Linked DNA regions of Homo sapiens: region 2 is linked to region 1. A link is an interaction called in ENCODE POLR2A ChIA-PET data of the cell type or tissue named here. Cell type or tissue: HepG2. All regions are shown on one strand. Each heading gives the region's core, and the rest is flanking DNA. Links, peaks and the distances in the headings are about the cores only.

The links. ChIA-PET counts read pairs that join two places held together with the same protein. Peaks named below come from ENCODE experiments on the same cell type or tissue, not always from the same donor. Only the 100,000 strongest peaks of a DNase experiment are listed, where the experiment ranks them.
Region 2: POLR2A ChIA-PET joins it to region 1 with 12 read pairs; 4 of 35 experiments call an interaction of 5 or more read pairs at or near these places.

The regions. Positions count from the first base shown.
Region 1 is chr3:100,073,409-100,078,797 of GRCh38, reverse strand. All of the region lies in intron 1 of CMSS1 (cms1 ribosomal small subunit homolog), which reads right to left. All of the region lies in intron 1 of FILIP1L (filamin A interacting protein 1 like), which reads left to right. Among named protein-coding and RNA genes, the nearest start is that of FILIP1L, 38 kb to the left of the region's middle. RefSeq lists enhancers at 4,251-4,785, 4,786-5,320. In HepG2, for the core only: no CTCF peak of the experiment used is centred there; DNase peaks (open chromatin) are centred at 1,687 and 2,457; H3K4me3 peaks cover 806 bases.
Region 2 is chr3:99,899,533-99,904,921 of GRCh38, reverse strand. All of the region lies in intron 1 of CMSS1 (cms1 ribosomal small subunit homolog), which reads right to left. The region is part of intron 4 of FILIP1L (filamin A interacting protein 1 like); the gene reads left to right. All of the region lies in intron 1 of LOC105374010 (a long non-coding RNA gene), which reads right to left. Among named protein-coding and RNA genes, the nearest start is that of MIR3921, 62 kb to the left of the region's middle. In HepG2, for the core only: no CTCF peak of the experiment used is centred there; a DNase peak (open chromatin) is centred at 3,321.

The sequences.
Region 1 (5,389 bases), core at 200-5,199:
GGCCTTAGCCTCCCGAGTAGCTTGGATTACAGGCACCCGCCATGATGCTCGGCTAATTTTTGTATTTTTAGTAGAGATGGGGTTTCGCCGTGTTGGCTAGGCTGGTCTTGAACTCCTGACTTCAAGTGATCTGCCTGCCTCGGCCTCCCAAAGTGCTGGGATTACAGGCCAGCGAGCCACCATGCCAGGCCAATTTTTTTTTTCTTTACCTCATCAGCTATCGCTAGTGTTGGTGTATTTTACGTGTGGCCCAAGACAATTCTTGCAATGTGGCCCAGGGAAGCCAAAGATTGGACACCCTTGACCTAGTCAATAAAAAATAAATTATTGCTGTTTTAAACGACTACATTTTGGAGTGGTTTGCTATGTAGCAATAGAGAATTAAGACAACCATTATGTTTTATATTACATATGTGTTATGTCATCGTTCTACATGTAAGAACTGTAACAGAAAAAAAAATTAGGCAAAGTTCTACGTTTTCTCTGGATTTATCAATTATTGGCTAAAATGCAAGGGTGCATTTCTAGAGGGTGTTTTATTTCAATAACTACTGTTACTTTCCCTCCTATATACTTCAACACTTTGAAAAGTTAATTTACTTTTCTTTAGTTGTTCTGAGGAATGGGAGCAAATATATTAGCACCAATATGATGTTTGTATACTAAAATACTGACATGAAATTTTTATCAAACCAGCATATATTATCTTTTTTTTTTTTAAAGCAAGCCCAATTCTAACTTATAAATAGGATAACTCAATATTGTTAGTACAATTAATAATGTTTTAGCTGGCTGTTAAACGACTGACATTCCATTTTAGAGTCTGAGTAAGTGAAACTGGGTGTCCTAAATTTCTATTTTAATAATTCCTTATTATTCTTATTTTTTTTGAGACAGGGTCTTATTCTGTCACCCAGGTTGGAGTGTAGTGATGCGAACACAGCTTACTATAGCCTCTACCTCCTGGGCTCAAGTGATCCTCCTGTCTCAGCCTCCCAGTAGCGGGACCACAGACATGCACAGCCATGCTTGGCTAATTTTTTTATTTCTTGTAGAGACAGGGTCTTGCCATGTTGCCCAGGCTGGTCTTGAACTACTAGGCTCAATTCATTGTCCCACCTCACTGTGATTATAGGTGTGAGCCACTGGGCAAAGCCAATTCCTTATTATTTTTACTGAATTTATCTCATTCTGTACTGTTTTACTATGTTAATTCTTGTGGGGATGAAGGCTATCTTGCAATTCCTCTACCTGGAATGTTACTCTTCTCCCCTCTCCATTTCCTTAAATCCTCCTTATCTTAAATACACACTGCCTTGCATTAACTTTTTGTGCTATAAAATCCAGCCATGGCTTAATAGCTAACCACCTTTTTTGTTTAACTACTCTTATTTTTAAACTGGTTGCTGTCCTGAAACACTCTCAGTGAAGTACAAACATACTTGCTTCTCAGATTGTAAGAGAAAGAAATGACTTTGGCTGTTGCCTGAGTCTACTTCTTAAGAACACCATGCATCACTGATTGGGAGCTCACAGGATAACGGCAGATAGAGAGTTTCTGCATGATGGTGTGTTCCCATTTGCTTGGAACCTACGAGCAACATGTGAAAGTATGCAGTTCCTAAGTTCTTTGCATGTCAAGTACAAGCTATCCAAGCATCCACTCTTCTTTCAAAGGACGCTAAATGCAAAACACAGCTGTCTGTGACCTTGGGAGACCTAACCGGAATCTGCAAACAAGCTTATGTAAGCGTACCCTGGCCAGCCTTGTTCCGAAAGCCCTCTCTAATTAAATGAGAGTTTTGATTTCTTATGTGGAACAGTAAAGGGTCTTCTGGGAAGAGACATCTCTTGCAGGAACTGTAATTTGAAAAGTAATTTTTGTCTCTATTGCATCCTTAACTACACAGGACATAATAGTGGGCAAGAAATGATAGCAGAGCTGTAAATACTGAGTAAGTCTGACTAATTCCCAGGCTGCACAAAAGATCTTATTAAACAACTTTATTAATGACCTGGAAATCTGAGAAGACGTTACATTAATAAGTTCCTCACATGGCACTAAAGGTGGAGATGGTAGAAGAAACAGAGGTGAAGTCAAACAATATTCATGGATCCCTGGAGATCAGAAAAATGAACAGTAAAGTACACAGTGAGTTCAGTCTGGCAAAATACAATTAAGTACAAGTATCCAGGAAAAAATAACTCAGAAGACTGACATTCAGTGGGGATGAAACCTCGAAAGCATGTCAAAAGCAACCAGATAGATACTGTAACCCACAGATTAGATAGGATTTTGCAATATAACAGAAATAGCAAAGCATAAAGTAGATGTGAAGCTGTCCATCAGAGGGGCTCAGCACATGCTGACAATGATAAAAGAAAAAGAAGGGTGTTGGGCGGGTGGTGAGTAAAAACAGCTCAGTTATTAAGTCCAAAAGTGTAAGCACCTGGACTTTGGCTTTAAACATTCTTTCAGAAAGATGAAAAGCATCTGAGAGGCCTTTAGAGAGGGAAAAATATATTTACAGAGATAAGCATATGATGAGAGATTAAAGGAATGAAACAGACAAGCCTCCACTGAGCAGTGACAAAAAGAGGTACTTAACTCTGATCAAAATTATTGTTTACATTTTTAAGGGTTTTCCGGGCAAGATAACTAACAAATATATTTCTTAATTATACATATGGCAGATGAAACAGTGAGTTTCCAGGAAGCATCAGCCCTGCCCAAAGCCATGTAGTTGAAAGAAGACTCAGAATCACAGAATTTTAGGCAGGAAATGATCTTAGAAATTACATAGTTTTGTGTCTTCAAAGTGAGGTCTGAGGGCCTATTGCCTGGAGAGCTTATCAGAAATGAAGATTTCTAGGCTCCAACTCAGCTCTCCTGAATCGAATCCTAATACCCCAGAAGGATTAGCTCAAGAAGCTTGTAGAGTTTAAGATAAGTTTATAGATAAGAAAAGTCAAGCTCAGAGATAAATTGCCCCAGGTCAGTCATCAATAGGTCCTGGTTTCAGGTCCAACGATGTTACTATCACTGTGGGATGAAATTCTCCCCAAATCTATAAATTGCCTTTATAATTAGTTATTACCATGTTGTGTAATTTTTCCGAGAATTTATATTATAGATGTTGCTTCATTTAATTCTTGTGTAATAAGGAAAAGAAGATAAAAGAAAACAGAGTCTGCCATCAGTGGGTATAGGAGACAGTTAAAAAAAAAAAAAGAAAAAGAAAAGAGAAGACAAAGATTGGGATATGAAGTAAAAAGCAAAAACCCGAAGCTTCGAATAAAGCTTTGAAGGTAAGAGAACTTATAAAAATGCAAGAGATGTTTAAAGAACAAATTATGGTCTTCCTAACCTCTAAGCTTCCTAAAATAAAAGTGGAATCTCTGCTCGTTATCATAAGCCCTTCTCTCCTGTAGGGTAAAGGACACGAGGATGAGAACCAGACTGTGGGTTGTCTCTGTATCCATTTCTGTGGCAGCAACTAGCATGCTCTAGATTGTTCTCTTGTGTCATTAGAAGTCCATTATTTGAAAGGTAATCATATTGCATTGATATATCTTCTTTTAGCAAAAGCTGACCAGGAAGTGTTTCAGGTTGATCATTTCTGGTTTTGACGATCTCTATCTAATGTAATCCTTGTAGGGAGAATCTGGGTTTGACCCCAGGATAAACCAAAACAAAGGGAACTAACATAGACCAATAAAATATATCCTAAAAAAATATAAGCAATTAAAATAGCTTTATACAAACAAAGGTTTATAAAAAATCATTATTATAAAAGAAAATCAGGCCGGGCATGTTGGCTCATGCCTGTAATCCCAGCACTTTGGGAGGATAAGGCTGGTGGATCACTTGAGGTCAGGAGTTCGAGACCAGCCTGGCCAACACGGCGAAACCCTGTCTCTATTAAAAAGACAAAAATTAGCCAGGAGTGGTGGTGCGCACCTGTAATCCAAGCTACTCTGGAAGCTGAGGTAAGAGAATCGCTTGAACCCAGTAGGCAGAGGTTGCAGTGAGCCAAGATCGTGCCATTGTACTCTAGCCTGGACAACAGAGTGAGACTTCGTCTCAAAAAAAAAAAAAAAAAAAAAAAAAAAAAAAAAAAATCAAATGTTGCACATGCATAGAAAATAAGATTAAAAGAAACATTGGGAACCAAACTTCAACAGAAAGATGTATTTCTCAAGCATAGTTTTTACTAGTTTTTAGATAAATAAGAAAGCTTATTTTATTATAATTTTGCCAAACATACTGGCTATAGAATAAATTTGCAAAATGATTTCTGGAACATGATAAGAGATCCACAGAGAAAAATGTAGCAGAAAGATGGGTATTCAAGTTACATTTTAGAGTAGAAAAGGCCTCTGGAAAACAGATTTCAAAGAACAAGTTAATACAAGGGAAGAAAGCCTCTGATTTTTAATAAAGCCACAACATTGACATCTTGTCTGTTCCCAGAGTGTAGGGATTCAGCAACGGAAACCTTTGCCTTGCATTTTGGAGCTGGCCTGGGAAAGCAGCGAAGAGCTCTCCACAGTCTGTGCCTGGAGGCCCAGGGGGGCTGTCAGATTTAGAGCTCTCGGACTCCACTGCAGGATAAACAGCTTGGGATTCTTCTTTAATGACAACAGCGTATCAGCTCTTTTTGAGGTTACAGCATACATAAACAAGATCTGCCTCATATTTTCCAGTTGTGGAGGAGGGAAGGGAAAAAAAAGGCCCCCACAAACCTTTTCCCGCAGTTAACAGTAGAAGACGACTTGCTTTTACTTGAATGCAAGACTGAAAAAAGGGAAGGAGAACCATGGCGTGCAAAATGGCCACACCGAAAGGAAACAGGAAAACCATTACTTCCTCTGTGAAAACTTCAGTGGGCAATCAAAGGGAAGAAAGGTAATGAATGTTGAATTCTGGTGTTTTAAAAGGAAAGGGACATAAGCTTAAAAAGAGTGAGTGGAAAGATTCTTAATAAAGCCCTCCTGGAGACAAGACCCACAGAGGAATCAAACAGGAGATCTTGCCCGGCACACACCCTACTCTGCATTTGAATGTAGAGTGAACACCGGCTGTCATGTTAGAAGACAGACCAGTGGGTTATTTCCTAGGCTTCCTCAAGGTTTATTACTGGCATGAAAAACTTCCTGGCCTTCTTTGAGGAGCTCTAACAAAATGTGCTAAATGAAGATATTTACTCATAGAATTCCCTCTCTTGCATCCTGGACCCAAGTTCCTTATTTCTTTTTGGATTCAAGAAAACCTCAAGATTTCTGTTTTCTTGACCTAAGCCTACAATTCCCTGCAATCTCCTCTACCCCAGTCTTTTCGAGGAAGCTGCAGACAACATTTACTCTATTTGTATTTAAATGTATACTT
Region 2 (5,389 bases), core at 337-5,336, 170 kb after region 1:
GAAGGTGGTGAGGATGTAGACGTAAAGAGTGTAATAATACTCCTTCAAGAGGTTTGCCAAGGACTGGTAGGAAAGAGAGAGGCTGGTCACTTGTAGAAACAGTGAAATTAGGGGGAAAAGCCAACTGAGATTGAAGATTCTAGAGCAAAAGAGGATGGATAGAACGAAGTCTCGCAGAAGAGAAGTGGGTGTGGGAGGCAAGAAGGAGGTAGTTGCTACAGTGATAATGGGGTAAAATTAGCATGAATCTAAAATTGACTGGAAGGCAATAAGCAGCCATAAAGAAAAGTAAAAACAAACAAACAAAAAAACAAAAAAAAGAGAAAAGTAAGGAAACCTCAAGGCTTACTATGTTTGAAATAAAAAGATGTCAAAATAACAAGAATTAATGTTTGGAAGGCTCTTTGACCTCATTTTAATGGAATATCCTATTCTAAAGAAGCATAGTAAATATATTTTTAAAAAGCTCTATTTTAATTTGATAATTCAAAAATGCTAGGGCTGAAAACACTGCCTTCATAGAAACCAAATAAATTTTTGCCAGGCAGATTCTACTACTGAAAATGGTTACAAATACTTGATTGGATAGCAATGTTTTCTCTCCCTACTGAAAGATCTCTTCCAAGATTAGGAACAAAAATACTAGCAAATGATGAAAATAAAATAAGCACATTCTAATGGTGAAACAATCTGGCCTATGGCCCTTATAGACCTTTGTTTATTGTAATGAAAGCCATACACTTATCATTAAGAGCAATAATAACAAAAACATTCATCACACTCACTATTGCCAGAAATGTAAAGTGCTTGTCTGAAAATTGGGCAGCTTAAACCAGGTAAGCAGATTTTAAGGTCCAATCAGATTCTGAAATAGGAGTGTTTGCTTAGAAAAACAAGATGCATATCTCAACAGTTACTCTTCCTGGCCAGAGATCTTGCTTAACTCAATTAGCTTGGGCTTGTTTCTATTACTTGAAGCCATATTTTTCTATTACCAAATGAAGAGTTTTTTATTTAGGACAAATGAGTACCATTAAATGAAGCAGCAGGGGACGACAGCTCTATTATTTCTTATTTCTGCCTCAGAAATAAGAAAAGAGCATTGTGTAGTTTTCTATATGAAGCATCTTAGTAAAAAAAGACACACTTTTTTGGGGGCCACGTCACTGATCCAACCAGCCCAGGGTCCCAGTTTCTCATGGTAGCTACAAGGATGTTGTGTAGGGTCCTGTTAAGATGCAAGCTTAAAAAATGAATTACTCCTAACAGCCAATTTTTGGAATCATCCATAAATCTATCAAAATTCTTCTAAACCTACTTTTTTTTTGGTCCACCTAACCCATATGGAAAATTCTTTAAAACATGCATACATGGCCGGGCGCGGTGGCTCACGCCTGTAATCCCAGCACTTTGGGAGGCCGAGGCAGGTGGATCACGAGGTCAGGGGTTCGAGACCAGCCTGACCAACATGGTGAAACCCCGTCTCTACTAAAAATACAAAAATTAGCTGGGTGTGGTGGCAGGCGCCTGTAATCCCAGCTACTCAGGAGGCTGAGGCAGGAGAATTGCTTGAACCCGGGAGGCGGAGGTTGCAGTGAGCTGAGATCACGCCACTGCACTCCAGCCTGGGTGACAGAGCGAGATTCCGTCTCAAAAAAAAAAACATGCATATGTGTATACATATACACACATGTATGAATACACACAGATTTATGACGTGCCAGCTACTGTTTTAAGTGCTTCTCTCTTAAACTTTAATCCTCATAACAACCCTATGAGAGAGTTACTATTATAAGCAGCATTTTGCAGATGAAGAAACTGAGGCCTGAGATGATAAATAAGGTACCTAGGGACACAAAAGTATAAATGGGCAGGAAAGGAATTAAACCCAGAAGTTTGACCATTTGTTTATATCCTTAATCATGAAACCTCAGATTCTAACAGTTCTAGGTTTAGGTGAACAGGAGTATTTGTCCTGCCACACTGCTTATGATTTTATAGATTTTAGTTGCTTTAAATAAATCACTTTCATAGATTTTTTTCCTCTTTAATCTATCAATTTATCATCTAAATTTCAGACTATCTTCACATGGAAGTTACCCCATTACCATTCTGTCTGTGTAACCTCCAAATTCTGTTAAACCTTTTCCATGACAGGCAACTAGAATAGTAGAAAGCATAACATGGATATGCCTGATTTTTAATAAAAAATAAGATCACACTATTGATTTAGTGTGAATCTCTTCCTGACAAGCATTTTGTTGACTTGTTAATCTTTTTGGTTGTCCAGTGTCTACTGGTAACAATGGACTATAATCCAAGGTTTCTTCCCTGGATCAAAACTATAGTTTTCAGATATAGTTTGAATTACTACCCTTCACACCATTTCCTCAGAATGAGCTGACAGCTAGATACCCTTATATATCAAGATAACTTCCTATTACCATGCCATAGAATCAGAAGGTATTTCATTTTCACTACCTTTTTTCATGTCCTCCCATGGAAATGCATCTGAGAAACTGCTTCTTGTAAAACATGAGCAAATGAGAATGAGTTGAATATCTGTTCAATTCAGTTCAATTCAACAGATATCTATTCAGCACTGACTCTTTCCCAGGTGCTGGGTGTAATAGAAACTGTTATGAGTAACCTCATACTTTTGGTTGTCAAGAGACCATGCCCCCAAATTCCTACTCAAAAAAATGTCACATGGTACTAAGAATGTCTCGAATACTAAGAGTCAGTTACACTAATTTTATTGTCCTCCACAAATGTCTAATATAACATCATGAATATTTCTATTACTTAGGAGGTCAGTGAAAGCAAGCCAATCATTTAAATATTTTGTCTCTAAAAAATAAAACATAGTTGGCTTAACACTGATTCTTGTAAGACCTCATATATTACTGGCAGATTATAGGAAATTAATGAAAAAAACACTCTGTGTTTTGTTTTGTTTATTGGCATCATTATCAGCAACACATATTTTGTGTACCTACTACACAAAAAACATTATGCTGAGCTCTACTAGGGACAAGGCAGGTGGTACCACTCACAAAAAAATCAAATGTATAAATCTTAAAAATGTGTGTGTATGTGTGTGTGTTGAGACTCTTCCTAACCTAGCTGGAATCTGTGCTATTTATCAACAAGATAATGCAGAGAAAAATACCTTACCCATTACTTACATCCCGTCCAGAGTTAATAAAGGAAAAATCACTTGGCTGAGAGTAGAGTTACACAACTTGATTATGCAAAGAGACTGAACTTTGACTATTTAGCTTTAGAATACACATCGCTGATATTTAAGCAGTGTAAACTATGTAATATTATTGTCAGCACAAATCATAGGCCTTGATGTACAGTGAGCTTTCCCGACGAACATCTGGCTAATAGCCAAGCAAAAGTACATAATTTGAAACACTCAATCAGTTTCATTCTGAGGCATTTTGTTCAGTGTTTAATAGCTTCTCCAGGGACAGGAAAATTACAAAAGTGCATTGTTTTGACATGAGCTAAAATGAGTCATCGCTTGTCACTACATTTTTGAGGATTTGGCATTAATCTTCTGAGACAACAAACCATAAACATTAGAAATAAATATCAATTTTCCTAAACAGTTTAGTAAAGGGAGACTACTCTTCTCATTGGAGCAATTAAGTTGGCATCTCTAAAGGAAGGTACTATCCTATTTCAACGTGTAGCCATTTTGTTTTTCTAAACAACACTTTCCTGAAGATTTGTAATGACCATCTAAGACCCAATCCTTAAAGCAATACTAAAGCTTACTTGATTTGTATTAAATAACAAGTTAAAAGAATGTTGTATACAGTTTAATCCTTTGGTAAATTCCACACCAAATGTTATCCAGTATTTCCACCCAGTATTCCCTGCCTGCCTTCATAATTATCAATAAGAAGCAAAGCAAACTGGCTTGAGTTTCAACTCCTGGATTCTCCAGGGTCCAGATCCTACTACCATCATGCCCCTTCCCCTCAGGCATACTCTAGGGCCTAGGCCAATTTCATTTTCCTTTAGATCAGTGCTTCTAACACTTTGCTACATGTAAGAATCACCAGAGAAGCTTTTAAAAAACCTGATAACCGGGGCACATCAATTAGGTCAGAATCTCTGAGGCTGAAACAGCAACTGTGCTAAAAGCTCACACCAGGTAGTTCCAACGTGCAGCTCAGTTTGAGTATCAGCACTTAAGACTTGCGTGGAAAAGAAGAAAGAGGGAAGATTACACAATGATCAGCCCATTTGGTACTTTATGGAAGTTCTGATGAATATTAAGTGTGTGAAGAAATGGTTGGAACAAATAACTTTTATGAAATTACACCTTAGTTATAACATAGGGCTAAAGGTATGGCATTTGGGGCCAAACTTCCTTGGTTTGAAATCTTGTCTATGGCCATACCACCCTGAACGCACTCTATCTCATCTGAAATCTGGTTATTTATGACCTCTTAGAGACTCAGTTTCTTCATCTATTCAATGGGGATAACCCTTATAGGGCTGCTGTAAAGATTAAATGAATTAATTTATATCAATATAAAGGGTTAAAAATAGTGTTTAACATACAAGAAGCACCAGGTATGTGTTAGTTGTTATTAATATCCTCATCATCACCATCTTTGTTTTTTGCACCTCATCAATGTAGATGAGTTGAATATTCTGTCTCAAACTCAAGGAGGTTGAGTGGTTTTGACTTCCATCCTGTAGTCATAAATTTTACTAATGATATCACCATTATATATAATATTTTTAATTTTTAAATTAATTCATCCAATACATATTTACTGAATACCTGCTATGTGTGAAACACTGTTCTAGATATGTATTACATACTAACTTTTCAAATCGCTTTCACATACATTTATATTTATTTCATCCTAAAGTCCTGACAAGTTGGTTCTGACCTCAGAATTATACGATTTCAAAGATCCAGTAGAACCAGAACACCGTATTTAGCACCTTAGGAATGTACTAGTAACAGCTAACTAGTTAAGCCCTACTCTAAGCACTTAAAGTTTGTAACTCATTTAAATATAACAACCCTATGAGGAAGGTACTCTCACCATTCCCATTTTACAGATGAGAAAACGGTGGCACAGAGAAGTTATGCAATTCAACATGCAAACCCAGGGAGTCTGGTTCATCACCCTGGGAGTTAATGTGCATTAAGAAAAGATGCCCTGAAGGTGGACCATAATGGAATCACAATCAAGGAGGTGGGAGTCCAAAGCATCTATCATAACAATTTCAGGAACAGTGTACTTTATGTCAGATTCCTAGTACTTTGTCCTAGAAATAGTTTGCTGAAGAATGCAATAGGGGTTAGGAAACTGCTAGAAAAAAGCAACAACAGCAATCACAACAGCTACCA